Regions from separate parts of the Homo sapiens genome. Here region 2 is linked to region 1. Evidence: read pairs that join two places in POLR2A ChIA-PET (ENCODE). Cell type or tissue: CD4-positive, alpha-beta T cell. All regions are shown on one strand. Each heading gives the region's core, and the rest is flanking DNA. Links, peaks and the distances in the headings are about the cores only.

Region 1 (14,714 bases), core at 4,245-9,244:
GCAGGGGAGAGAAGGGCATACCCGCCGGTGTTTTTCCCACTGATGAAATGACCGTCTTTGGTTAGAATTGATTTTCTTTTCTCGGTAGCTGTTGTATTTAACACTTAACTAAATGTAATACTATACATATATTTCAGAATGGGAAAAAGTATTTCATATCAGTAGAGTTTTCAATGTTTGGGATGTTGGCTTTTATGTATAGTTGATTTGACTTTTGATTCAGAAGTGATCTCTATTTCTCTGTTATCTCTCCCCCCCATTTATTTTAATAATGTCGTCTGTTATTAGGGTGTACTGGATTTAGTTACACTTTGATTTTACCAGGCTTTCTTATTTGAGGGTTTTGGGGTTGTTGGCTTTGCTTTTGGTTTTAAGTGCATTGTAGTTTTTCTGAGGCTTGTTACAATTCATTACATGAGGAATTGGAAACTTTTTTTTTTTTTTTTGAGACGGAGTCTCGCTCCTTCACCCAGGCTGGAGTGCAGTGGCGCGATCTCAGCTCACTACAAGCTCCGCCTCCCAGGTTCATGCCATTCTCCTGCCTCAGCCTCCCGAGTAGCTGGGACTATAGGCACCCGCCACCACGCCCGGCTAATTTTTTTTTTATTTTTAGTAGAGATGGGGTTTCACCATGTTAGCCAGGATGGTCTCGATCTCCTGACCTCGTGATCCGCCCACCTCAGCCTCCCAAAATGTTGGGATTACAGGCGTGAGCCACCACGCCCAGCCTGGAAATGTGTTTTATACGGCATTTTAAAATACAAGGGTAAACAGCACATTATACAGACTTAGGGGATTGACCACATCAGGAAGAGGAGTTACAGAGATTTGCGCTCTTTTTTCCCTTTGTTATCGAAGAATCTGAAGTCTTTCTAAAACAACTTGTGTCATTCAGAATGCCTTCCCCTGCTTTGTCTTCTGCAAGAAAAGACGAGCTTCTGTGAAGTGAAACTACTTGCATTTCCTGGCCTCGGTCCCCCAACTGCCTGTGTTTATCTCTGAAGAATAAAGGCAGAGGATGCGATTGAAGTGTGCCATCTAATAGCATCGGTATTCTGGGTACACACTCCCAAAATTGACCTGGGGCCATCGGTGCTAGCCTTGGATGTTGTGGGATGGGATTTCATTTCCCTGGAGGCATAAAGTGATCACATAGTTTAAACAACTTCAGTTGAAAACTAGTTCTCCAAGTGGCATCCCTGGTTCCTTCCTCTGGGATGCATTACTGTGTATGTTGTGGAGCAAATCGTTTCTTGGGAGGCCTGAGAAGGCTTGAGAAGCTTCCCAACCCCCAAATATACAGACGTTTCTGTGCATGCAGGTACGTTCATATAAAATATGTTATTTTCTATTTTTAATTTTTTTTACCTTTTTTTTTTTTTTTTTTTAAGAGAGGGAGTCTCACTCTGTTGCCCAGACTGGAGTGTAGTGGTGTGATCTTGGCTCACTGCAACTTCTGCCTCCTGGGTTCATGTGGTTCTCCTGCCTCAGCCTCCCGAGTAGCTGGGACTGCAGGCGCCCGCCACCACGTCCGGCTAATTTTTTTGTATTTTTAGTAGAGACGGGGTTTCACCGCGCTAGCCAGGATGGTCTGGATCTCTTGACCTCGTGATCTGCCCACCTTGGCCTCCCAAAGTGCTGGGACTACAGGCGTGAGCCACTGCACCCAGCCTGGAACCCTTTTAAAGTGATAAACACCTCAGTACTTTTTACATGGCCTGTTGCATAGATGATTTCTTAATATTAGCTATAGCAATCAAATGAGAGTGTTTTTGAAATTCCCCGAAAATAATTCTTCTTGAGTTTGTCATTTTATGTCAGAGTAGTAGTAATTCCGTTCCTTTCTGCTGGAGGACTTGTGATAGTAAGGGCCTTTGGAAACCAGCAGAACAGCCAGTTGCTTATCGGCTGTGGTGTGCGAGTCCCGTTTCCTACCCTGGCCCCGTTATGCGTACATGGTCTATAAAAGAATCATGTGAAGTGGGGGGTTGAGGATTGTACAGAAATGGGAACCTTCACCCAGAAAAATATCTTCACTCCATCTCCGTTAAAGTATTTTTAAAGCAAAAGCATCTAGAATCCCAGTACTTGAGTATGTAGTTCTTCCTATTTTATTTGCCAGTTGTCTGCGTACACACATTTCCTTAAGTAATTGCAGTCATAATGTAGGTACACGTTGATATTGTTCCTCATTCAGCATTGTGTCATAAATATCATCCCACATTTCCATATGGTTTTCATGATGATTGTTTTACTGTCTTAACTGACTTCTGTGCCTCCTTTAATACAAGGCGTGTCACATCTTTTTTTTTTTTTTTTTTTTTTTTTGAGACGGAGTCTCACTCTGTTGACCCAGGCTGGAGTGCAATGGTGGGATCTCGGCTCACTGCAACCTCCACCTCCCGGGTTCAAGCGATTCCCATGCCTCAGCCTCTGGAGCAGCTGGGATTACAGGCACGTGCCACCACACCTAGCTAATTTTTGTATTTTTAGTAGAGATGGGGTTTCAGCATGTTGGCCGGGCTGGTTGGTCCTGAACTCTTGACCTCAGGTGATCTGCCTGCCTCCCCCAAAGTGCTAGGATTAGTGGCAAGAGCCACTGCACCCGACCAGCCCTGCCCCATCTTTAGGACAGAGGAGTACCAGCCAGAGATACATACTTGTTTGGCTCTGGCCAAACAAGTTAGAAAGAATAACCTTGCTGCTTTCTTTCTTTCTTTCTTTTTGAGACAGTCTCACTCTGTTGCCCTAGCTGGAGTACAGTGACGTGATCTTCGCTCATTGCAACCTCTGCCTCCCGGCTTCAAGTGATTCTCGCGCCTCAGCCTCCCCAGTAGCTAGGATTACAGGTGTGTGCCTCACGACCGGCTAATGCTTGTATTTTTGGTAGAGAGGGAGTTTCACCGTGTTGGCCAGGCTGGTCTTGAACTCCTGACCTCAAGTGATCTGCCTGCCTCAGCCTCCCAAAGTGTTGGGATTACAGGCATGAGCCACCGTGCCCGACCTCCTTGCTGCTTTCTTTTGCCTTTGGAGAAAGAAAAAATGACTCTCCTCCTCTCATCCCTGGCAGTGCTGTTGGAAAGCAGTGTGTTATTTAATGAGTTTTATGTAGTTAATTGCTTTGCCTAGGTTGCTAAGTGAGAATACCCACACGGTGGTGTTACACTTACACTCCTGCTGGGCACCTTACCCCTTGCCCAGTTGTATTCGAAACAAGGATCACTGCCTGCAGACTGGGGTCCACACATATACTCCTTGAGAGTGTGAGCATTCACTCAAGACAGCAGAACCACTGTCCTGGCTGTGTCTAGGCTCTGGCTAACTTTGAAGTGGCTGTGGGAGCCTGAGGAGGACAAACAGTTAGAATTCTGCCTGACTGAATTATGGTTTTTTTTTTTTTTCTTTTTTTTGAGACGGAGTCTTGCCCTGTCTCCCAGGCTGGAGTGCAGTGGAGTGGAGTGCAGTGGCGTGATCTCGGCTCACTGCAACCTCTGTCTCCTGGGTTCAAGCAGTTTTCGTGCCTCAGCCTCCTGAGTGGCTGGGACTACAGGCATGTGCCACCATGCCCACCTAATTTTTTTGTATTTTTACTAGAGACGGGGTTTCACCATGTTGGTTAGGCTGGTCTCGAACTCCTGACCTCAAATGATCCACCCACGTCGGCTTTCCAAAGTGCTGGGATTACAGGTGTGAGCCACCGCGCCTGGCCAGAATTATGTTTTTGATTGTCTTTTAGATGAATCTTTTATAAATATATGGTAAATAGTCTGGTTTAAAATAGCTCTTATATCTTGTGTTTCTTTTCAGCCTGTTGATTTAGTTAAAAGTCTCAGATGAGAAGGAGATTTGCAGGATAAGTGCCAATATTATGACTTAAAATTACTGCTCTGAATGAACATTCACCCCAAAATAGGACCAGTCTGCTTTTCAGCATAATCATACTGTATGCATTTTGAGTGGCAGGGCAGTAGTCATTGAAATAATACATTCCTTGTATAAAGTTTTCATCCCGTACAAGGTGCATAAGTGGGTCAGGGGCAATATTGAGCCATAGCGTTGAGCAGCGTTGAGTGGATGCTTGGCTGTGCCCAGTGACCCACGAGGACTGGAGCGTCGAGGGGAGGTGTCTGCCTGTTGGCACTGAGACTGTGAGTAGCTGCACATCATTTCAGGGTTTGCTGTCAACCGGCTTCAGATCAGTTTAGATCTCACCTCCAGAGGAGTTGGAAAAACTGCTGGTTTTCGGAGACTTTTGGATTTTGAAAGTTTGGATAAGGGACCTGGACCTTTACTACTACACTTCTATTATTACTGTTTTTTTAAGAGATGGGAGTTCACTATGTTGCCCAGTCTGGACTTGAACTCCTGGGTCAAGTGATCTCTCCTGCCTCAGCCTCGAGTGGCTGCAAAAGCAGGGACTACAGGTGCATGCCACAGTGCCTGGCTTTTTTTTTTTTCCTTTCAGTGATATGAGATATGAGAAGTTAGTGCTCCTGAATTTTGCTGGAACTCATTTGCTTTTTCTCTTTGTTCAGATTTTCAAATTTTTGTTTTGGTATGATTGGTTGTCTTTAGTGATTTAACTTTTGTGAGAAATGGAAACTATTTGGATAGAAGTACACTTTAAGAAAAAGAGGGAGTGTTGTCAGGCTTTGTTGTAAAGATCTTTGCTATTTTACGAAAAATGGTACGTAAGTGTAGACTTTGTGGCCATTTAATCGCATGACAAAAACTAGGAAGGGATTGTATGAGTCCATTTTCATACTGCTATGAAGAAATACCCGAGACTGGGTATTTATAAAGAAAAAGATTTAATGGACTCATAGTTCCACATGGTTGGGGAGGCCTCACAGTCATGGCGGAAGGCAAAAGAAGAGCAAAGTCACGTCTCACATGTCGGCAGGCAAGAGAGCGTGTGCAGGGGAACTGCCCTTTATAAAACCATCAGATCTTGTGAGACTTAGTGTCATGCGAAGAGGATGGGAAAAACCCTCCTGTGATTCGGTTACCTCCCACTGGGTCCCTCCCACAATGCATAGGGATTATGGGAGCTACAATTCAGGATGAGGTTTGGGTGGGGACACAGCCAAACCATATCAGGGATATATTAATACACTTTTTTCTTTTTTTTTGAGACGGAGTTCGCTCTTGTTGCCCAGGCTGGAGTGCAATGGTGCAACCTCCACCTCCTGAGTTCAAGAGATTGTTCTGCCCTCAGCCTCCTGAATAGCTGGGATTATAGGCATGTGCCTCCATGCCTGGCTAATTTTGTATTTTTTTTTTTTTTTTTTTTTTTTTTTTTTAGTAGAGACAGGGTTTCTCCACGTTGGTCAGGCTGGTCTCGAACCCCCAACCTCAGGTGATCCGCCTGCCTCAGCCTCCTAAAGTGCTGGGATTACAGGCGTGAGCCACCGTGCCCAGCCTAGGGATATATTAATATTTTTATTGTAATTTACTTCTGTGGTCACCATTGTTTGATGCAAAAAGAAGCACAGTTTTTCAATTGTAAGAAATAAAGTTTAAAATATGTGGACTGTTCCCAAATACATTCCCGATTTCACTTGTAACTTTGTTGGTTAGTCGCCTGCATATTTTCGTATAGAAAGGAGTTTGGAAATAGCAGTTAAGTTGTGAGGCTAGGCTAGAAAAGCCTTTTACTCCAAAGTCTATGTAAACTATAATCTTAAGAGTTAAGTTCCTGGTTCTGAAGGCAGGAAGCTAGTTGGCATAAGAGAGTTGGAGGAGGAGGAGGAGTTTTCTTTATGTTTCTGGGTGCAGGTTTCTGAGTTAGTTTAGGTTGGTCTTTGGGGCTGTGCCAGGCCTGGCTGTGCCCTGCAGTACCCCCTTCTCCATTGTAGTGCCCTCCTGGTGTTGTACCGCTCTGGTGTTTACTGCATTCCTCTTTGCTGCACCCCCTCTAGTGGGTTCAGTAGTTCCCATGAAAACAGGATTCCTCCTGTCAAAATTGCTCAGCTGGATGCTGGGAAAGTATTCCTAATAGTTCATAAAACCGGTAGGCCTTCTTAATTATGGGAAGAAAGATGTGTGTTGATCTGAATAGATATCTAATAGGTGGTATATCAGCCAATGTGTAAGGCATAGGAGATGGTGTTTAGAGTTGAAGAGGGATCTGTCATACGTCTGGTGCAGTGCTGGCATTGGGATTAGATGACTAACAGCTCCGTCTTCAAGGAGCTTATGGCCCAGTAGCAGAGGCACATGTGTCGCATACATTTCAATGGGAAAAAATGCATTTATGGAAGTATAAGGCTCAGAAGTAGCGCAGAGGAGGGGGTAATTAAGTATCTAGACCTAGCCGGCTGAAGATTAATAAAGGAAACAATGGCTGAGCTCTGTTCTAGAAGAATTTCTTTTAAAGGCAGAGGGCATCCAGACAGATTAGAATGTTCAAAAGCATGGTGTCTTTAAATGGCACAGAGTGTTTGGAAAAATACAAGGAATCCAATTCTGCCGGACTTAAGGGGAAAGGAAAGAGAACAAGACACATATGTTGAAGAAGGTAGTCCAGGACCAGATCATATCAGGTCCTAAAATAAGTGCTCCCAGACTACCTTGTCATTATCACCCATGGGACCATGCTGAGTGGTTTGGGCTTTAGCCTATTAGGTGATGTGACATTTCTGGGAAATTTGAATTGGCAGAATGAGACCCATTTTGGGCGTTGACAGTTTGGTGGTTAGACTGGAAAGGAAGGAGGCTGGTCCCCCAGCTAGGTCTCATTGCGGTTTCCCAGGTAAAAGCTGATGCCAGATCGAACTGTGCCACCAGTGGGTGGGGAGGAGGAGGGATTTGAGGGAGGGAGCTGTGGGGGTGAGCGGGGCAGGCTTCAGTGATGATGGTGATGGAGGGAGGGAGGTGCCCTGGGGCGAATGAACGCACCCACGCACCCAAGTCCTTGGGGCTGATGACTAGCATGGAAGATGAAGATCCTATGTAGATAAGGAATTCTGTTTCAGATGAGTGGATTGTGGGCAGAGGAAATGAACAGGCAGTTAGAAATATGGGTCTGGAGCTGGTGGAAGAGTTCAGGCTAGAGACTGAGTCTGGTGACTGATTAATTAGGTCATTTGTGCTAGCAACATGGGACGGCTGTTATCACTATACAGAGGGTGATTGAAGAGGGAGTAGCCTGTGTTTCAGATCCCAGACTTCATCACACTTGGCTACTCCACCTAGCTTTACCTGCTAGGCAAAGCAGGTTCTGCTCTGAATGTGAGCCCCAGAGTGTCCACACGGCAGCAGCATTGGCTCAGGTGGATGGATGGGGTGCGAGGTGCTGTGGGTGGCTGATCACCAGTGGGAACAGTGTGTCAGCTGGTCGTAAGTCAAGAGTAGCTTGTAATTTCTTAGACGACAGGAGTTCCTTTTAACAAATTTATTAGACAAATCATGTGTCTGAGCTCCACATACCTAATATATACATCATTTTGACCCTGCATCTCTTGTCCAGTTTAGTGGTGGTCACTTCCGAAGTGGGTCCTAAAGTAGTTTTCCAGTGAGTTGCATAGCAGAATTTAAGGCTGTTTAAACAGCCTCAGTCTTGGTTGCACCTGCAAAAATCGGGTAGAAGCCTCTAGGTGAGTTAAACCCAGCAGACTTTCATTTTAACCCAGGTGGGTGATTCTGGGCTTCCAGTGGTGCTGCTTTTACCATCCCTGGTTTGATGTGGCCCAGGGTGGCTGGCATGACCCTGGCTGGTGTTGTTACTCACCATTGGGGCACATACTCATTGTGTTACAGTGATTTTTTTGTTGTTGTTGTTTTTCAGTTGTAGGCAAAAGAACAACAACCTCAACTAGTTTAAGCAAAAAGAAGAAGGGGAGATTCATCTGCTCACAGCACTGAAAGGGCTGCAGTGGGCTTGACTTCCAGTACAGTGGAACGTGAGGGCTTACTTCTTAGGCAGGTGTGCCCCAGCCGATGATAAAGGCGGCTGCCCGCAGCACCCAGCCTTAATGATGTGATCCTGGGGGACAAAGAGCACCTCTTTTTCAGTAGCTCTAGCACAAGTTCTTAGGCAATGCTGAGCGTCCTAGCATAGTCCTTAACCCTGGACTGATCCCTGTGGCAAGAGGAGTGGGGCTCTGGCCAATCCATGCCCCCTGCCAGCCCTGTTGGGGAATCCAGGCCATGCGACTGACAATTCCCCGGGGAAGGAGGAGAAGTCAGGAAAGATAGAGTTCTTCCTGAAGTGGGTCCTGAGTATGGGACCGAATTTCTTATCCGGGCATTTCGTCAGGTATATGCTGATAAAAGACCTTATCTAGAGAAAGGAAGACATTTACATAAGACAGGGAGGCTGGTAGCCCGCACGGTGGCTCACGCCTGTAATCCCAGCACTTTGAGAGGCCGAGGCGGGTGGATCACAAGGTCAGGAGATTGAGACCATCCTGGCTAACATGGTGAAACCCCATCTTTACTAAAAATACAAAAAAAATTAACCGGGTGTGGTGGCGGGCACCTGTAGTCCCAGCTACTCGGGAGGCTGAGGCAGGAGAATGGCGTGAACCCAGGAGGCGGAGCTTGCAGTGAGCGGAGATTGCGCCACTGCACTCCAGTCTGGGTGACTGAGCAAGACTCCATCTCAAAAAAAAAAAAAAAAAGACAGGGAGGCTGATATGTGTAGGACGTTTTTAATTGGTTAAAACCAATCAGGAGTTTTCTGTTGAGAGTGAGGTTTTTATTTATTTATATATTTTTTTTATTGAGACGGAGTCTCACTCTGTCGCCCAGGCTGGAGTGCAGTGGTGCGATCTCGGCTCACTGCAAGCTCCGCCTCCCGGGTTCATGCCGTTCTGCTGCCTCAGCCTCCCGAGTAGCTGGGACTACAGGCGCCCGCCACCATGCCTGGCTAATTTTTTGTTTTTAGTAGAGATGGGGTTTCACCGTATTAGCCAGGATGGTCTCAGTCTCCTGACCTCGTGATCTGCCTGCCTCGGCCTCCCAAAGAGCTGGGATTACAGGCGTGAGCCACTGTGCCTGGCCGAGAGTGAGTTTAAACATGGTTATCCAACAATAGGGTTGTGTGTGCTGCCTGGAAGGCAGGGCATATTGTGCCAGTTATACATGAGGGGAAAAGGGATGGCATGAGCTCAGCGTTCACTCTGTAAAGAGCAGGTCATGATTATAGTCAGCTATGATGGTGGCTAGGTTATAAGATACACACTAGACCAATCAAGTGTAATAAGAAAAGATAAAAGCAGTGTTAGGATATTTTGGGTGATCATGTTCTTAAACTATTTTTTCTTTCTTTTTTTTTTTTTTTTTTTTGAGTTGGAGTCTCGCTCTGCCTCCCAGGCTGGAGTGCAGTAGCACTATCTCAGCTCACTGCAACCTCCATCTCCCTGGTTCAAGTGATTCTCGTGCCTCAGCCTCCTGAGTAGCTGAGATTACAGGTGTGTGCCACCATGCCTGGCTAATTTTTGCATTTTTAGTACAGACTGGGTTTCACCATGTTGGTCAAGCTAGTCTCGAACTCCTGACCTCAGGTGATCTGCCTGCCTTGGCCTCCCAAAGTGCTGGGATTATAGGTGTGAGCCACCGCGCCTGGCCTAACAATTTTCTTTAATATTTGAATGACTTAAGCATTCTAAAAATGCCAGGTTTTTAGTTTGTTTTTTATTTTTGTAGAGGTGGAGTCTTACCTTGCTCAGGCTGGTCTTCACCTTTTGGCCTCAAGCAATCTTCCCACCTTGGCTCCCAGAGTGCTCAGATAACAAGGATGAGCCACTGGCAGCTGGCCTAAAATGCCAGGTTTAATGGGGAAAGGGATTTTGGAGTTTTATCTAGGTGATTTGCTTTTAGTTGATTTAATCTGTGAGAGGTGCAGTGTTTTAGATAACCTGGAGGTCTGGAATGACCATGAGTACAACTTGGCAGGTTACATTGGAGCGCCTGTGTTGTTGCTGTTTTAGTCAGAGGTAATTTTAGTAATTAAAGTGAAATGTCCTGTTTTAAAGGAAGTTCTGTTCTGTAAAGAGCAGTAGGTATTAAATGTCTTTGGGAAGTATGGACTCTTTGGGGGGTTTCCTGGAATAATGAGGACGTTTGTTGTTATTTTTTCACAGCCTTGTATTTCAGTTTTTTTCTTTAAAGGGAGTAAGTTGCATATGGGGGGCTTAAATGCTTTATTGACAAGAAAAAAAACTGCACCAGGACCAATTCATCATCATCATCAGCTTCCTCCCCCTTCTTTCCTTCCTTTTTTTTTTTTTTTGAGACTGAGTCTTGCTCCATCGCCCATCACCCAGGCTGGAGTGCAGTGGCGTGATCTCGGCTCACTGCAGCCTCCACCTCCTGGGTTCAAGCAGTTCTCCTGCCTCAGCCTCTGGAGTAGCTGAGATAACAGGCACCTGCCACCACACCTGGCTAATTTTTGTATTTTTAGTAGAGGTGAGGTTTTACCATGTTGGCCAGGTTGGTCTCGAATTCCTGACCTCAGACGATCCCCCCACTTTGGCCTCCTAAAGTGCTGGGATTACAGGTGTGAGCCACTGCGCCAAGCCTCCTGTTCCTCCTTTTTCTTGCTTTTTTTCAGCCTGAGCAACTCTCTTTGTACTTCATCGGGCATTCCTTCAGCCCAGCCTGCAGCAGGATCCTTCTCATGCTGCGCCTCCTTTTCCTAGGCTACTGGGCATCTGCAGCAGTGTTGTCTCTCCCATCCCTCCCAGTCTCTGTGCAGCATCACCCACGGATAGGCCGGGATGTTTTCTTTGAATTTTGGGTGATGCTCAGAACAGAACTGGAAAAAGGCCAAAGGAGGCCTCTTGGGTGCCTGGAATCCTTGAGCTACTTTTTCGTTCCTTGGTGGAGGGATGTAGGTTTCATTTCTCTTCCTGACAGGCCTGGCCCGCCTTGTCTGCGTCTTCACCTTTCCTTTCTCTTTGGCGGATGTGGCCTTCCACCTCTGCCAGCACCTCTGAGAAAACTCGGAGGAGCTCCCGAAGCCTCTGGGCACTGCTGCTTGTGCTCCCCACCGGCAGGTTTGCACACTAACGCATGTGATGACATTGGCCCCTCGGCTTCTGGGGACCTCCTTCACCCTTTCCTCAGCAAGGCCCAGAGTTGCTGAGTGCCCGTCCGGCTCTCACGCACCCCACAGGGACTCTGGAGCTTAGCCTACCGTGGTGGCTGTCATTATTTTTTAAATAAATTTTTTTTTAGAGCAGTTTTGGAGCACAACAAAATTGAGTGTAAGGTGCAGAGATTTCCCATCCCCTTGGCTCCCACACCCACGGGGTCTCCCCTGGTGTCAGCATCCTGTGCCAGAGTGGTACGTTTGTCACAGCTGATGAGCCTGCGTTGACATGTTGTCATCACCTGAATCCATCGCTGACGGTGGAGCTCACTCTTGGTGGTGTATGTTCAGTGGGTTTTGACAAACGTATAGTGACATGCATCCACCACTGGAGCGTCCTACAGGATAGTTCCACTGCCTGGAAATCAGTGAGGGTATCCTGAAAACGTGTCCTTTTGGCCCTACTCAAGTGGTTTTCTGCAGATGCCATCTTCCCCTTGTTGGCGTCTTCGGTTTCTGACTAGACCGAAGGCAGTTTCTCTGGAGTGGCAGATCCTGGGTCCCCGTGGCTGGTCTGCCACTCAGAAAGCTGCCTGCCCTTGGGGTTCTCAAGGCGCCCTCGGTAGCCACCCTGGACCTCCACAAGGTCAGATTCTAATGGGCAGTTCTCATAGCTCTTTTTGGTGCTCTGCTCCCCAATTCACTTCGAGGCCAGGTTTAAAAGCTGAGTGCATGTCCTTCTCTAAGGAGGACCTCCTGCTTTGTTTTCTCTGCCTCAAATTTCCCTTAGTCTTTTCCCAGCTGGGTTGAGTGGAAGAAGACCTCCGCCGGCTTAGCTGCAGATGGTTTGCCTCTCTGCTGTCCCGTAGCCACTTGTGTCCCCAGCTGGCCTGTCCCCACCTTGCTGACCACACCTTCTCCCATGTTTCTGATCAATTTGGTACCCAGCGTCCAGGGTCTGCGTCCCTTCCCATCATCCTTGTTCCTGTGGGTGGTCGTTGTAGGGAGGGGAAAATACCCCATAGTGCCTCTCCCTACTGATGTAAAGATTCCTTTTAATAAAAATCAAGCTATTATAAAGTTTAATTTATTCAAAATATAGAATCAATACATGACTAATTGTTTAAAAATTAGACAATACAGAAGCATGATTTTATTCCCCAGGGGTAACTAATGTGGAGAGGAAGGATTCTGTGGTTCCCTTAACTGCAAAGGATTGTTCACTATCGTACATTTAGAGCTGAAGAGAAGGCTTGCGAAGGCCATTTGACTTTTTTTTCCTTCCTTATCGCAGCAGGTCCATCAGCAATGTCACGAACCTCTAACCAAGACCCCTCAAGCAATCCAATTTCTGCAGCACTTAAGTGCTTTTCATACTCCTGATGAGACATGATGCTCATTTCTCAACAAAGATTTATTGAATGTCTGCTATGTTTAATGCACCATGGTGGAGCCTGGGGAAGATGCCTACGCCATACCTGCTGTCCTTAATGAACTCACAGGCCAGCTTCGGGCAGACATTCCAGCAAGCATTGGAGTCCAGGCTAATAGTAACCAGAGAGAGGTACAAACTGGGTGAAAGAAAGGAACCCTTCCTGGAGGAGTCAGCATTTGAGCAGTTCCTGAAGGTGCTGGTGGGTAGAGGGCATTCCAGGCAGGTGGGTCTCTTCACAGAGTGGACTGCAGTTTGGGTTGCCTGACAAAGATGAGAAGGGTTAGGTTTTTCCTTCCTCCCTCCTGCATGAAATAATGGGAAAGAAGCCGTGATAGAAAGATTTAGTTTGGAGTAGGATAAAGGTGCTAAGAAAAAAAAAAAAAGAGAAAGTATGACGGGGGTTCCAAGTCTCCTTAATGGATTAGATAACTCAGAATAGCCTTGAAGAAGGCTTGGTGGCCTCGTAGCTTATTTCTGATTTTGCTTGAGGGACAGAAAACAAGGAGAAATGGGAAACGTAGATAAGTCTTGATTTTTTTTTTTTTTTGAGACAGAGTCTCACTCTGTCGCCCAGGCTAGAGTGCAGTGGCAAGATCTCGGCTCACTGCAAGCTCCGCCTCCCGGGTTCACGCCATTCTCCTGCCTCAGCCTCCCGAGTAGCTGGGACTACAGGCGCCCGCCACCATGCCCGGCTAATTTTTTGTATTTTTAGTAAAGACGGGGTTTCACCATGTTAGCCAGGATGGTCTCGATCTCCTGACCTTGTGATCCACCCACCTCGGCCTCCCAAAGTGCTGGGATTACAGGCGTGAGCCACCACGCCCGGCCAAGTGTTGATTTTTATAGGCTGGTCACAATATATATGCATGTATTTTTTTTTTTAAGTTGAACTTAATCTTCAACTTAATTCAGAAGTTGATTAAGGAACTTAATTCAGAAATTGATTCAGAAGGTTTTCTTTTTGCTTTTATTGTTAAAGCATTGAATTGAAAACACTGGAAGCAGTAAGCTGTATAAATGATTTCATTTTATTTTGCATACTTAGAATTGGGCATCTGGAACTAAACAAGAGAGTTTATGCAAAATTACATGCAAATGAGTATTTTTTTACCTTTGAGCCCAGAGCTTTAGGCTTCTACCCTGCTGGGAAAAGGATGCTGTGTCCCTGAGCTTTCATGGGACCACCAGTATAAGTATTAGAAAGGACAACTGGACTTGAGTGATAAATACTGATGGTTTGTCTTTAGAGAGAGAAGACAAAACTACAAGAAAGAGGCCATTCCTTTTTGTTGTTGTTGTTTTTGGAGAGAGGGTCTCGCTTCCTCACCCAGGCTGGAGTGCAGTGGTGTGATCATGGCTCACTGTAGCCTCTACCTCCCAGGCGCAGGCGATCCTCCTGCCTCACCTTCGAAGTAGCAGGGACTACAGGTGTGCACCACCATGCCCAACTATTTTTTGTAGGGACAGGTTCCCCCTATGTTGCTCAGGCTGGTCTCAAACTCCTGGGCTCACGCGATCTTCCCCCCTTGACCTCCCAAAGTGCTGGGATTATGGGCATGAGCCACTGTGCTTGGCCTGTTCCTATGTAAAATGAAAAAGAAGAAACAAGAAAGCTTTTACTGCTTCTAGAGAATTCCCTCAGTTGTAAATGACTAACAGTGTTAATGACGTTTCATGAACTAGGATGAAAATCTTTGTGGAGTATTGAATTGAGTCATCAAAGGGAAGCCTGCAGTGTTACAACCCTAGCCACTATAAATAAAGTGTATTAATGAGCTAGTAGTATGCTGCAGACGACCCACCTGTGGAAGTGAGATTCTTGTGGAAAAGTCAAGATCATTGAAGAGATGTGAGACCACCTAACTGTGAGGTTACACCAGGCATAGTCAGGAGGCAAGGAAATAGGTAGCTACTGTGGTCTGAATGCTTATGGCTCTCCACAGTCATGTTGTGAATCTTAGTGCAATTGTGTTTCGAGGTGGGGCCTTTAGGAGGTGATTAGGTGATTAGCTGATGAGGGTTCTGCCTTCATGAATGGAATTAGTGCCTGTCTCAGGCTGTTCTTCTGTTGCTATAAAGCAATTTATAAAGGAAAGAGGTTTAGTTGGCTTATGGTTCTGCAGGCTGTACAGGAAGCATGGTACAGGCTTCTCTTTGGCTGCTGGGGAGGCCTCAGGGAGCTTTGACTCATGGCCGAAGGTGAAGTGGGAACAGGCAGTCACATGGCGAGAGTGGGAGCAG
Region 2 (13,255 bases), core at 151-5,150, 94 kb after region 1:
AAGTATGATTGACTTCTTTGGTTTGCAAATACATTTTAATTTTTAAGTATTAAAAATCTCCTTATTTTCTTTTAGATTTCTGCCATCTCATACTTCATTGAATCTGAAGAATATTCTCCTTAATATTAAATGTGGAATCATAAATGTTTAATATTTATAGAAGATCAGGCCATAAACTGTTACACTGTTTTTAATAATGGCAAAGGTTAGCTGGAAACAAATGGCTAAATATGTCTTTAAAGTAAATGTTTTCACTTTCCAGGTGGCATGTGTTAGGAAACAAAAGATTAGAAAATATAACCAAGCCACCCTCTGTGCTTCTTCCCCTCCCCTTCCTGCCTACTTTCTCTTTTTAGGTTTAATAGACTCTGGCAGAGCCATACAGCAGTAACGACTGTGTGGCTTTGCCTCATTTTCTGTCTGAATTAGGACATTTCTTTGAAAGTAGTGTGTGTGTGTTGGTGTTGGAGGTAGCACCATATGTCCTTGTTTTGTTTCTGAGTTTTCCAGCAGAGTTAGCTGAAGGCTAAGCTGAGCCCCCCTTTTCTTAACTCTTATGTAAAAATGGGTGGTTACTTTTACAAGAGCACCATGGTTTCCTAATATGCCAGTTCTGGTAAAGGAATTAAATGGGTAATGCAACATTTTCTAAGTACGTCTAAGGAGATGCAGGCTGAGACCACCACACCAGTGTTTGATGACTACATCAGCATCGGGTGGTGGTGGGGCTTGTCCTGCATGCCACGATGCTCTGCATTTTATTACACGATGATGTTTCTTGCAGCCATCATGCACCAGCACCAGTGGAGATGTGTGCAGGCATGTCTTCCCATACAAAGCATGTGTCCTGTATGGGCTTATGCCCCAGCACACAGAGCTCCACCCCACAGCTACCGAGGAGCTGGCTGAGAGGCGAGAATATGAGCACCTCCGGGGTAGTTGGGGTTTCACCCTTGGATGGACAGGGAGGGAGAATACTTGAGGTGATCCACGTTTCTCATGAGTTTGAATCTGAAAACATGCTTGGCTCTTGTAATCAAGCTTTTGTAATTTGGAGTGAGTGGGAACTTGGTTCGACTCGGTGTTTGGGTGTTCCTGCTGTCTGTTCCCATTTGGGCCATGCTGGTTTCCTTGGGAAGCACATTCCCTGTCACTATCGCCATCCTCAAGGCAGGCAGCTGACCAGGTGCTGCTTGCGGTGGCCATGCTGAGCCCAGGGCATGGGTGAAGTCCTCAGCCCAATCACAAGGGAAGGGAGGGAGGGACCTGGGAAATAGCCCTTCTAAACCGGGAAAGTTGGTGGTGAAGCGCATCCAGTTGCTCTTTCAGCAGACAGGAAAAAGGGGATCTCCTGGCTCCTTTCCAGTTTCTCTGAGATAATTCCAAATTGACATTTCTATTATATGGTTGGATGTGGCCAAACGTTAATACAGAAAGTTAACAAAGCAGCCCAGCATGGTGGCTCACATCTGTAATCCCAGCACTTTGGGAGGCCGAGGCAGGTGCATCACCTGAGGTCAGGAGTTCAAGACCAGCCTGGCTAACATGGTGAAATCCCGTTTCTACTAAAAATACAAAAAATTAGCCTGGTGTGGTGGTGCAGGCCTGTAATCCCAGCTACCCAGGAGGCTGAGGCAGGAGAATCGTTTGAACTGGGGAGGCGAGGTTGTAGTGAGCCGAAATCGTGCCACTGCACTCCAGCCTGGGCAACAAGAGCAAAACTGTCTCAAAAAAAAAAAAAAAAAAAAGTTAAACAACACAGAACATATATTTTGTCAGCATTTGTCATAAAGTATTTTATAAACTAGGAGATAAGCTTTTTTTTGAGACAGAGTCTTGCTCTGTCGCCCAGGCTGGAGTGCAGTGGCGCGATCTCGGCTCCCTGCAAGCTCCGCCTCCTGGGTTCACGCCATTCTCCTGCCTCAGCCTCCTGAGTAGCTGGGACTACAGGCGCCCACCACCACGCCCGGCTAAATTTTTTTGTATTTTTAGTAAAGACGGGGTTTCACCATGTTAGCCAGGGTGGTCTCGATCTCCTGACCTCGTGATCTGCCCGCCTCGGCCTCCGAAAGTGCTGGGATTACAGGCGTGAGCCACTGCGCCCGACCAGATCATTTAAGCTCTCTTAAATGATCCCTGTGAAGCTCTGTGCAGAGTTTTCTGTGAAAATGTATTTATTAGGGACATCCTTGGAAAGACAGTGCCCTGCCCACCATAGCACCCAGAGCCCAGGCGTAGGTCCTGAGCGACTCGTCTTTGGGTGAGTTGCAGTGAGAAGCGCTGTGGAGTAGAGAGTCCAGCCATCAGGTGTCAGTGTGGCGGTTGACATTTTGAGGCAGAAGTCTGTCCTTTGGGGTAGGACCAAGAACTTCATCTCATACTTTAATTGTTGGGTGTGTTTTTCCAGAGACCCACTGCTAAGGAGTTATTGAAGCACAAGTTTATACTACGCAATGCAAAGAAAACTTCCTACTTGACCGAGCTCATCGACAGGTACAAGAGATGGAAGGCCGAGCAGAGCCATGACGACTCGAGCTCCGAGGATTCCGACGCGTAAGTCGGCCCCTGAGTGACCCAAGCATGTGTGTGGGAGGGATCCGCTGGTCTTTGTCACTGTTTGGTGTGGGTTTCGTTTTCTGTTGAGTTTTTTTTTTTTTTTAGACAATCCAGGTTGGTGGCAATTGTTGTGTTAGACACAGCCTGGGCCTGTTTGGGAGTTGTTTAGCCTCTTGACGTTGCTGGTGGAGTTTCTGCGAGTGAACTCTTGTGGTAGAGCTGTGCATGGGGAACTGGACCTGGCTGTTTCATTCTGTTTTGTTTCGTTCTGTTCTGTTCTGTTTTCCATTAAACTTCCTGTTTGTAAAACCCTGATCAGGTGAAACTGCTTTACATGGATGTCTGAAAGGCCAGAAATGCATGTGTTTGTGATTCTGTATTGTGTCTGGTAGAAGCTTCTGTACCAGGAGTGGCTTACTGAGAATTGCTGTCAAGTTTGGCATCTAGGAATTCCCTTGGCTTAAGAGGCGGAGTGGGGCTGGAGCCATTTGTGTGGGGAGGGCTGGGGGAGGTGGTCGGGCAGACTTGTGTCTGGAAGTCCGAGCGTGGGACTCGTCTGTTCTCGTGCATGCCTTGGCAGAAGTTAAAGTTGGCCCACAGTGCAGGTCCATGTGCCAGGCCAGTTGAATGAGGATTTCCGGGGATGAGACCCTAAGTGGTTTTTCAGGGTCTCTAGGTGATTCCAGTTTAAAGCCAAGGTTGAGACCACTGCCCCCGGAAGTTCTTGAGGTACTGCCATTGGGAGATTGCTGGGGTAGCAACAGGGATGACAAGAGAAAGAGACTGGAGAGAGGTTTGGAGAGCCAGGACGCGGCGGTGGATTTGGGTGAAGGAGGGAAGCCAATGTTCCAGGCTGGGGCAGCGTGGCACCAGGTGTTGTGATGTGTGGTGCGGGAAGCCGAGTGTGGGGTGAACCGTGTGTGAGTCTGAGTTGTCCAGGAGAGACGTCCAGTGTGAAGTGGCACCGAGGTGTGGAGTTCAGGTGAGAAAGCTGGGCAGGTGAAGCGGGCTTAGGGGCCACTGCTCTGTGGAGGTCACTTGAGCCGAGAGAAAAAAGGGTGTCAGTTGGGGCATGTGGGGGAGTGAGGCTGGCCCCTAGGTGTGAGGGTGAGGCTCCGCCTGTGAGTGAGAGGGGAGAGGTATGGCCGAGGGGCGGGAGGAGGTGCAGGCTTAATGGGGCCACAGGCATCAGGGGATGATCAGCAGGGCCTGGGGCTCATTGCCTCTGAGGCCCATACAGGACAGGGAGTGATCAGCACACCATCATCTCATGATGGGGGAGGGAGCGCTCGGAGGGACACGGGTGGGCTTTGGAGCGAGTGGAGGGTACCAAATAGAGGCAGTGAGTGTGAATCCCAGAACCAGGGCTGAGAGATGGCCAAGGTGAGGCCAAAGTGTTGGAATGACAGGCATGAGCCACCACACCCAACACAGGGACATCTGCTTCCCTGGTGAGAGGAGGAGCCCAGCAGAGAGAAGCTGATGTCCCAGAGATGGGCTCCCAGGGAGGTGGGGGAGGTGTTCTCCGGGAGGAGGAGGAGGGTGGGCATGCACACACTGGCACGCCAGGGAGTTGTGGAACCACCTCCCGATGGTCTCTTCTCTGTGAGGGAGGAGGCGGGGGGGTCTTTGGGAAATCCCAGAGGGACTGGACAAGGGTGTGATGGGTGGGGACTTGGGGCTGGTGGGTGTGGGTTTAGAGGTCCCCAGGCGGCCTCCCCCTGAACGTCCCAGCGCCCCCAGAGCAGGTGTGCGAGCACTGATGGGATTTCCTGCATTTCTGTGTTAAGGGAAACAGATGGCCAAGCCTCGGGGGGCAGTGATTCTGGGGACTGGATCTTCACAATCCGAGAAAAAGATCCCAAGAATCTCGAGAATGGAGCTCTTCAGCCATCGGACTTGGACAGAAATAAGGTACGTCTGCTCACTCCAGAATGGCCACGCTGACCTCAGTCTGCAGTGTTTTGGAGGCACTTGTGTGTGAAGCTTGCTGTGGGTGCGGCTGGGGTCCTTTGTGGCAGCTGTCCTGGAATTTTGTTGCTAGGGGATGGGCAGATGAAGAGCTTTAGTTCTGTCTGATGATCCAGGTGTTCACACCAGGGAGTCTGGCCTCTGGTCTGTTTTGTGCCACTCTATTCTGCTCTCTGCAGCCCTGCTGTTGAGTTAGGATGTCCCGATGTGGCAATGTCATGGGGTTTGGGGGTGACCCGTGAAATGACTTCATAGCTCTGAGGGACTGTTGTGCATGTTGCGGTTACTTACATACATATCATAATTTTGTGACTGAGTTTTAAGGACCTTATAAGTAAATGCATTGCTTTTGATATTTATGTAAAACAATTTTGATTAATTGGTTTTATGCCTGTTAAATTTATGAAAGGCCATATATTTAGGGTCTTGTAAAGCATAGTGGTGTAGTTTCTTTCAGGCAGGGTGGGCCAGTGGCTGTCCCCTGTTGATCCTACAAGTCCCGCTTTGATAAGTGAACAGGTGTTAAATGTCCAAATAGAGGTTGCAAAAGTAGAAACTCGGTCTCTGTCCTAGACAGCCATTGGAATGGCCAATCTTGACCTGATTTCTATTTCCAGGGTTTCATTAGTAAAGTACTTTTCTCTCTCTCTCTCTCTCTCTCTTTTTTTTTTTTGAGACGGGGTCTCTGTTGCCCAGGCTGGAGTGCAGTGGTGCCATCAGAGCTCACTGTAGCCTCAAACTCCTGGGCTCAAGTGATCCTCCCACCTCAGCCTCCTGAGTAACTGGGATTGCAGGCATGTGACATCACGCCCAGTTTATTTAAAACTTTTTTTTTTTTTAATAGAAACATGGTCTCACTATGTTGCCCAAGCTGGTCTCGAACTCTTGGGCTCAAGTGATCCTCCTGCTTCGGCTTCCCAAAGTGTTGGAATGACAGGCATGAGCCACCACGCCCAACCAGTAAAGCACTTCTGCGTAGATAGCAAGACGAGGCAGTTCACCGCCTGTGCCCACACAGAGTCCCCTTCCACATGGAACCCAGATGCTGGTTTCCCCGGTGCGTGGGTTTTGCATGTCACTGCAGATGAAACTTTGAAGTCTAGTGAGAGGCAGCCGATAGTCTCCTTCAGATGTTATGGTGCGCAGAGGGTGTTTCCTCAGCGTGAAGTGTAGAGGCAACTCCTGCGCTTCCATAGTCCAGGTGGGAGGTTTATTAAATTATTGCCAATGTGAACGTCAACTGTTTCTGATGACCTTTTTTTCCCTCTCCCCCAAGATGAAAGACATCCCGAAGAGGCCTTTCTCTCAGTGTTTATCTACAATTATTTCTCCTCTGTTTGCAGAGGTAGGTACCTGGCTGGCCTTTTCGGAGTGGGAGGGGAGGGGGAAGGAGAAGCTGGACACACTTCAGTGGTGATGTTGCCAGTTAAGAGTTGGGGACATTAAGACAAGCTGGCAAAGGCTCGGAAAGCCTGCATGGTGCCTTCCCAAAGGCTGTCAGCACCACCTTGCGCCTCCCCTGTCCTGGGTGATGCCCACTCCGCCGCAGCCTGGAATGTGTAGACTGGATGACAGTGACCCAGCCCGAGACCCTGTGTCACCCGTTGCCCTGCTTTTTAGCAAATCTCATTGTGTACAGCCTGCTCTCTTTGCCTCAGACCAATTTCTGGCCATGTGAAAAGTAGATTCTTTCTTCTAAGGAGACGTTGGATGCCCTGGAGTCCTCCGGTTTCCCCTGAGCCACATGTTTCACTGAAGTCCCTCCTCTGCTCAGCAGTGCTGTGCTCCCAGCTGGGCCTCCCCACGCCCACTCCCTGCTCAGCCTCTCCCTCCCAGAGGAAAGTGCTCCCGTGGCCGTGTTTTGAGAGATTTTCAAAAGTAGGCTTTATAAGAATGAAGATTGTTCTGCATCTGGTTAGTAGCGGATTTGAAAATAAGTTGGAAGTCCCCTCTTTTCTTGTTGTGCCCCTTCCTGGCTGAGGCTGCCTTTGAGGTACTCACTGTGGGCCACACACGCATCTGTTTGCGTGGGGATCTTCCCTCTTTGGGCAGTTTTCCACTGCGGCTGTGTTTAGGGGTCCTGGTCCTTGAAGGGGAGGTGCTCAGGAGAGGAAGTGTCATAGGAGCTCATTCTCCTCCCCTGTGCCTGCGTCACGCAGCGGGGGACCCCCGGCCATGGGCCGTGCCTGGCCAGCCACGGTCCTGCCAGTGCCTCTTCCCAGCCCTCCAATAAGCCTTCACCTGTTGCCCTGCCCAGCAGGTGCCCTGGAGGGTTTGTCTGAGGGCCTCTGACCTGGCAAGTTCAGGGCCCGGTGGGAGCAGGGCTGTGGCCAGAGCCCGAGGCCTCACCTGCAGCTTCAAGTGGGAAGTAGCCGAGCCCGCTGGTGTCGGGGAAGCCACAGGGCACGCGGAGGCCCTGCTGGATGATGTCTGGCTTCAGCCCTGGCTCATGGTTCTGGGCACCTGTGTTCTTCCTAACTAGGATGTCCGGGTTGAGCGCCATCCTGCGCTTCATTTTGTCCCATGGGAGTTGGCCCCGTGGGATTTCCAGGCTGTGCTCCTGCGGCCCTGCCATTGGCCGCTGGAATAGGGTCAGTCAGGCAGTTAGGGAAAGTGCATGGACTTTTTCATTCTCCTGAGGCTGTTTATTTTTTTACTGGGCCCATGAAGCAACTTTGACATAATTATTCAGGACATATCCTAAACGCCGTCATATCCTGGATTTTCCAGGTAACCAATTGCTAAACTCACAGGCATCTTTCCCAATGTATTTTTAAGAATGATATTTGCTACCCTAGAGTTCAGAGTGTTTATTGTGTATTATTTCATACAATACTTGTAGAAGCCCAGTAGAAGGATTATATCCCCATGCTTACAGATGAGGACATTGAGGAGACGGGTGTTGGCGTCCCTGCTTTCCTTCAGGGAGCACAGGTCAGGTTGCTCCCTGAAGTCAGTGATGGGTCCAGCACGTTCCACACGGCAAGGGGACAGGCCCTCTCCCAGGGCGGCCCTTCTGCCGCCTTTGCTCCTTCTTTGAGACTTAGGGGCGGGGCATGGGCAGGAGGGAGAGTGCTGGATTGTAGCTGACCCTCTCGGGACTTGTAAATACTGTCAAGTGATTGGGAGTCCTAGACAAACACGAGTGGCCGCCTCGGGGCCGGCGGCGTGGCCCTGTGACAGCAAGAACTTCAGGAACAAATGCTCTCTACACCCACTGGCCCTCCAAGGTCAGACCCTTCTAGTTCCTGCCTGCCCCTTCAGTAGCGAAGAGAGAAGCCGTTGCTCTTAGGGCAGGGCTGGGTTTGGAAATGACAGCATGTGTTCAACAACCTGAAAACCAAGCTGAATGTCGCCTGAGATGTTTCTTTCTTCCCTGAAGAGGAGGCGGTGTCCATCACAAAGAGCCTCTTCTGTTGAGTTCTGAGCCATGCTGTATCTTGACTTGAACAGCTCTTATTTTCACAGTTCACGTTTTTGGGCCTCCAGAGAGAGACTTGGAGTTGACCTTCAACTGAGGGAAGTGTCTGAAGGCACTGTTGTGATTTCTCTTGGGAGTAGAGGTGCCAGGAAGAACACTGGAGATTCCCAGAATTTAAGGCTGCCACTTATTTACATGAAATCAAATATTTTGACTCTACTCTGGATCACAAAGGCAGTTTGCTGGAGTTTAAGAACCAACCCATTAACATTAGGAAGTAAGCAGTGTTGAGATCAGAATAACTTAGGATAGGCTTTGAAATTGCTTTTCTGGTACAAGGTTATGGTTGAAATAGGAAAACAGCACAGAGAGGACAGTCCATCACGGTGAGACTTGGGAAAGGCACACAGAGAGCTAGTCGTCTCTGTTCTGGCCTCGAACAGTAATGATTATGGTCTGATGATTGCCCTGTGTATACATAACTGCTCTCAGAGCATTTGAATCACCTTTCTTCAAAAGGAACCCGGGCCGGGCACAGTGGCTCACGCCTGTAATCCCAACACTTTGAGAGGCCGAGGCGGGCGGATCACTTGAGGTCAGGAGTTCAAGACCAGCCTGGCCAACATGGTGAAATCCTGTCTCTATTAAAAATACAAAAACTAGCTGGGCATGGAGGCAGGGGCCTGTAATCCCAGCTACTCGGGAGGCTGAGGCAGGAGAATCGCTGGAACCCAGGAGGCGGAGGTTGCAGTGAGCTGAGATCACGCCACTGTACTCCAGCCTGAGCAACAAAGCCAGACTCCGTCTCACAAAAAAAAAAAAAAAAAAAAGCAATTTGAAGTGGCCTGGAGCCCTAGCCAAAGCTTTTCCCGGACACCCTGGGGCTGGGGTAGTGTCGTGGTCCACACGCCGTGTTGTTCCTTGAACAGCATGCTTCCCAGTTTTGCAGCTGGTGTGCTTCATGCCATTCTTCCTGTTCGTGTGTTTTCAGTTGAAGGAGAAGAGCCAGGCGTGCGGAGGGAACTTGGGGTCCATTGAAGAGCTGCGAGGGGCCATCTACCTAGCGGAGGAGGCGTGCCCTGGCATCTCCGACACCATGGTGGCCCAGCTCGTGCAGCGGCTCCAGAGGTAACTACCCAGGGCCCCTCTGGGCTGGGGAAGGAGAGACCTGCACTTGGGCTGGGACTTAGTTGATGAGTTTGGTACTTGATTCTTGGCCTGTCTGTTCCTGTTATCTTGCAGGCCTCAGGGTAGACAGAGTTGAATTAGAGGAGACTTTGTTCTGAATTCTAGAAATCAATGTGAATGAAGGATCTGAATCTGGAAACTACTGGAAAGCCCACAGGACTTAGTGCATTTGTAGCTTTTGCCACATAAATACAGGGTGGTGGTGAAATACCTGTTTCCTCTTAATTATGCAGCTTAATTATTGGCCAGAGAATGATCGTTCTTAGCCAGATGTGTGTAACTATCTATCTGGTTTTCGGCTTTAAAGTCAAGTGTGAGAAATGACAGCAGCTTTGGTGTGGTCAACTCAGCGGGAGCGGGCGCAGGTGTGTTCCCTGTGTTAGCTGTGTGTGTCATGTCTGGAAGCCTCCTTGGTAGGGGTTCATCTGTGCCAGCCTGTAGGGAGCTTTTGTCCCTGCCCAGTGGCCCCACCTGTTGAATGCACTATGGGTGAGGACTCAGTGGGGTGACAGTTTTGCCCTCCCTGCCCCCTCCCAACTTGTTGTAGGAGTATCCATGGGAACCAAGCCCCTCCTGACTGCCATCTGGCACAAGTGCAGGCGTTTGGAGGCAGTGGATGTGTGCTGGGAAGCCGCTCTGTGTGACCTGAGGGTGATTTGTCACTGGGCTGTCCTCCACACCCCCAGGAGGACCAGGCGTGCTGCTGCCTTGACAGTTCATCTTCAGGTGTCCAGGCTGACACCTCCCAAAGCTGGCTGAGACTCTGTGATCATGAGGGGGATTTCTGGGTCTTTCCTGAGACTGCGTCCCACCTGACAGTACATAAAGAAGTTTTGCACACGTGAGGTCCCTTTTGCTATTTGGAAGTGATTGAAGGGGCTGCCTACTGTCCTGTGAAGAGCCCCTCTACGTGGGGACAGCAGGAGAAAACCACAGTTCTGATACTTCACGTTTATGCTTCTGAACTCGGGTTTCTTAGTAAGACATTTCAACTTTTTAAGTTGCTAGAAAATAAAAATGATCTACTTGGCTGCCTTCAATTTTGAGGCAATTGAAGGACGATCCCTCCCTCCTTTGATACTAAAAACAATATAGGAATAAAGGAAAATAGAATTAAAAAGTCACCCATCTTTTGCCTGAACACAAACTTTTTGATTTCTCAAACTTAGCATCACATACCTCATTCTAGAGGCATTTATTTCCCATTAGAAAGAGCTTTATAATAAAACAAATAGAACAAAACCAGAAACGGGTAGGATTGTTACTGTCTTGTTGGGCATTTTGCTCTCTGCTTTTGTAGTATTACTTTTAAAACCAATACTTTCCACACTGTCCAGAATTGCCTGAAATTGTTATGAACTGTTTGTTTATATACGTGACTTGATTTCCCCAGGGCAGCTCCAGGGCACAGAGTGTGTGGCTTGTATGTGTTGAACTGATCCACGTTTCCCATTCCCAGGCCCCTATCTCTCTGTTCCTCTTCTTTTAGTTGTTAAGGCAAGTTGATCTGTACCAGTGCTGGCCAGTAGAAGTACAGCGTGGGCCACACACAGAATTTTATGTTTTCTGCTGGATGTGGTGGCTCATGCCTGTAATCCCAATGCTTTGGGAGGCCCAGGCAGGAGGATCGCTTGAGGCCAAGAGTTTGAGACCAGCCTGGGCAAAATAGCAAGACCCTGTCTCTACCAAAAAAAAAAAATTTAGCTAGGCATGGTGGCTTGTACCTGTGGCCCTAGCTACTTGGGAGGCTGAGGCTGCAGAATTGTTCGAGCTGAGGAGTTCGCGGCTATGGCTGTGATCACGTTTGCACTCCAGGCTGGGCAACAGAGTGAGAACCTGTCTCTAAAAACCAAACAAAAAGAGAATTTTACATTTTCTAGTAGCCATATTTTTAAAAAGCAAAAAGAAGTGAAATTAGTTTCAACAATACATTTTTTAACCTGCCAGATCCAAAGTATTATTTCAACATTAATAACAACAATCATCAATAAGGTATTTTACATTTTTGGAGGGACCGTCTTTGGAGTTGGTGTGTGTTTTACACTTAGCACATCTCCATTCAGACGCAGCACATTTTACGTGCTCACTGGGCATCGTGGCTGGGGTTGACCCTATTTACCCTCGGGCGGGTCTGTAGCTACCTGATGTCTGTGTTGTGTTTAAAACTTTACTTTGCAGTGATGCATGGGGGAAGCCAAGTTGGTGCTCTCTTTCCTTTGTCTGTGATGAGGAGTGCCCTCTTTCCTCCTCTGTCCTCAGATGAGCTGCCTCTTGAGGTGCTTATCATCTCTCTGCAGGCTTGGCTGTGGTACCCACTTCTTCCTTCCCTGCTCCTGAAGCTCCCACTGAGCGTTCACCCCGATGGCTGCCAAAACCACGGTGGCCATGGCTTAGACTTCCTGCCAGTTTTGCTCCAAACATGTTGTTTCAGTGGATGGCTGTAGGAAAAATGAGAGCCGCCTCTCCTCTGAAGCATTTTCAGAGCCTTTCTGTCTCAGCTGGAATTAATGTTTGGATTCTTTTGTGTGACATCAACTCATCCCGTGATTTAGTCATTTGTATTTCTTGATAGTTGAGTCTTAGGCTCCGTGGCTAATGTGTGCTTTTGGGAGGACCTTATGTAACCATTTGTTCTCTGGGAGAGATGCCAAGTATTTCAAATGCCTGAAAAGAGGAGCTCTAGATTGGAACGTTTGAGATAAGCCTGGTCAAAGACATCCTCAGCCATCTCTCCTGGACCTGTGATTTGGAGTCTGTTGTAAAATGGTTGAGGGAATTGTGGTCATGAGGGGACCCCGTTCTCACCCTTTGTTGTCTTCTGAAGACAATCTTGTAGAATTTTTGGAAGACACAGAAATTACCCATGATCCCACCACTGTAGCCCAAATCTCATCAGCATCTTTGGGTGCATTGCCTTCTGTTGTCATACCAGGTCATAAACTTACTGAATTCTCTTATCTACCTTATAGTGCAAAGAAGATTTTTTAGAATTTCTATAGTACTTAATTTAGGATACAGAAGTTGTTCATGTAAATATACTTATATAGTGCACATATACAGGCTGAATATCCCAAATCCCCAATCTGAAACTTTTGAGCGCCAGCATGGGGCTCAAAGGAACTGCTCTCTGGGGCATGTCAGATTTCGGATTTGGGGCTGCACACTGGTAAGTATAATGCGGATATTCCCAGATCCAAAGCCAGAAGCATTTCAGATAAGGGATGCCCAATCTGTAATTTTGTATGTACTTTTAAACTTGTACATATTTTTAATATTGCTTTAATATATATATGTAAATACAGATAATTACCATTTTTAGTCTGTTATTTCAGTTTGTATAATTTACTTAACTGATTCTGTACTGTTGGGCATCAGAGTTGTTTCCAAATTAGTGTAATTACGAAAATCCCGAGAGACATCTTTGTGCAGACACGTTGTTCCTGCTTTGGACCATATTTCGGAAGCAGTTCTAGGAAATAGATTCTTGGACTGCATCACTATTTTTATGGCCAAAATGGGTTTCCTGCCCTCACATCGGGAATGCATATGCATCCCTGGAATCTTACTGTGTCATCATGTATGGATCAATGTTCACTTTTTGACAATTGATCGTAAGTAAAAGGGATATGATTTCCCGTTTTATTCACATCTCTCCAGGGAGGCTGAACCCATTCTTGGTTTTTGGTGACATGCTCTGGAGTTTTTGTGTAAGAATCATGATCTTCTCAGTCTTTATATGCATTCTTTTAAAATTAGACTTACACATTGATATTTGCTCCACTTATTTTTGTATGACTTGGAATTTCTTATGAAAACTAAGATTTTGGTTACTATATGAATTTTTGCACAGGGATGAGAAATGACATGTGTTGACTTCTCTCTCTCTCTTTTTCCCTAGATACTCTCTAAGTGGTGGAGGAACTTCATCCCACTGAAATTCCTTTGGCATTTGGGGTTTTGTTTTTCCTTTTTTCCTTCTTCATCCTCCTCCTTTTTTAAAAGTCAACGAGAGCCTTCGCTGACTCCACCGAAGAGGTGCGCCACTGGGAGCCACCCCAGCGCCAGGCGCCCGTCCAGGGACACACACAGTCTTCACTGTGCTGCAGCCAGATGAAGTCT

The links. Peaks named below come from ENCODE experiments on the same cell type or tissue, not always from the same donor. Only the 100,000 strongest peaks of a DNase experiment are listed, where the experiment ranks them.
Region 2: POLR2A ChIA-PET joins it to region 1 with 8 read pairs; 9 of 35 experiments call an interaction of 5 or more read pairs at or near these places.

The regions. Positions count from the first base shown.
Region 1 is chr13:98,549,592-98,564,305 of GRCh38, reverse strand. The region is part of intron 1 of STK24 (serine/threonine kinase 24); the gene reads left to right. Among named protein-coding and RNA genes, the nearest start is that of STK24, 20 kb to the left of the region's middle. RefSeq lists a silencer at 797-1,091. In CD4-positive, alpha-beta T cell, for the core only: no CTCF peak of the experiment used is centred there; DNase peaks (open chromatin) are centred at 4,925, 6,785 and 7,245.
Region 2 is chr13:98,452,989-98,466,243 of GRCh38, reverse strand. STK24 (serine/threonine kinase 24) reads left to right here. Exons shown (of 11, transcript NM_001032296.4): 7 at 2,408-2,553; 8 at 4,347-4,470; 9 at 5,804-5,872; 10 at 8,940-9,076; 11 at 13,035-13,255. The coding sequence ends at 13,071. FARP1 (FERM, ARH/RhoGEF and pleckstrin domain protein 1) reads right to left here. Exons shown (of 27, transcript NM_005766.4): 27 at 11,068-13,255. Among named protein-coding and RNA genes, the nearest start is that of FARP1-AS1, 24 kb to the right of the region's middle. RefSeq lists an enhancer at 2,026-2,527 and a silencer at 7,515-7,809. In CD4-positive, alpha-beta T cell, for the core only: no CTCF peak of the experiment used is centred there; no DNase peak of the experiment used is centred there.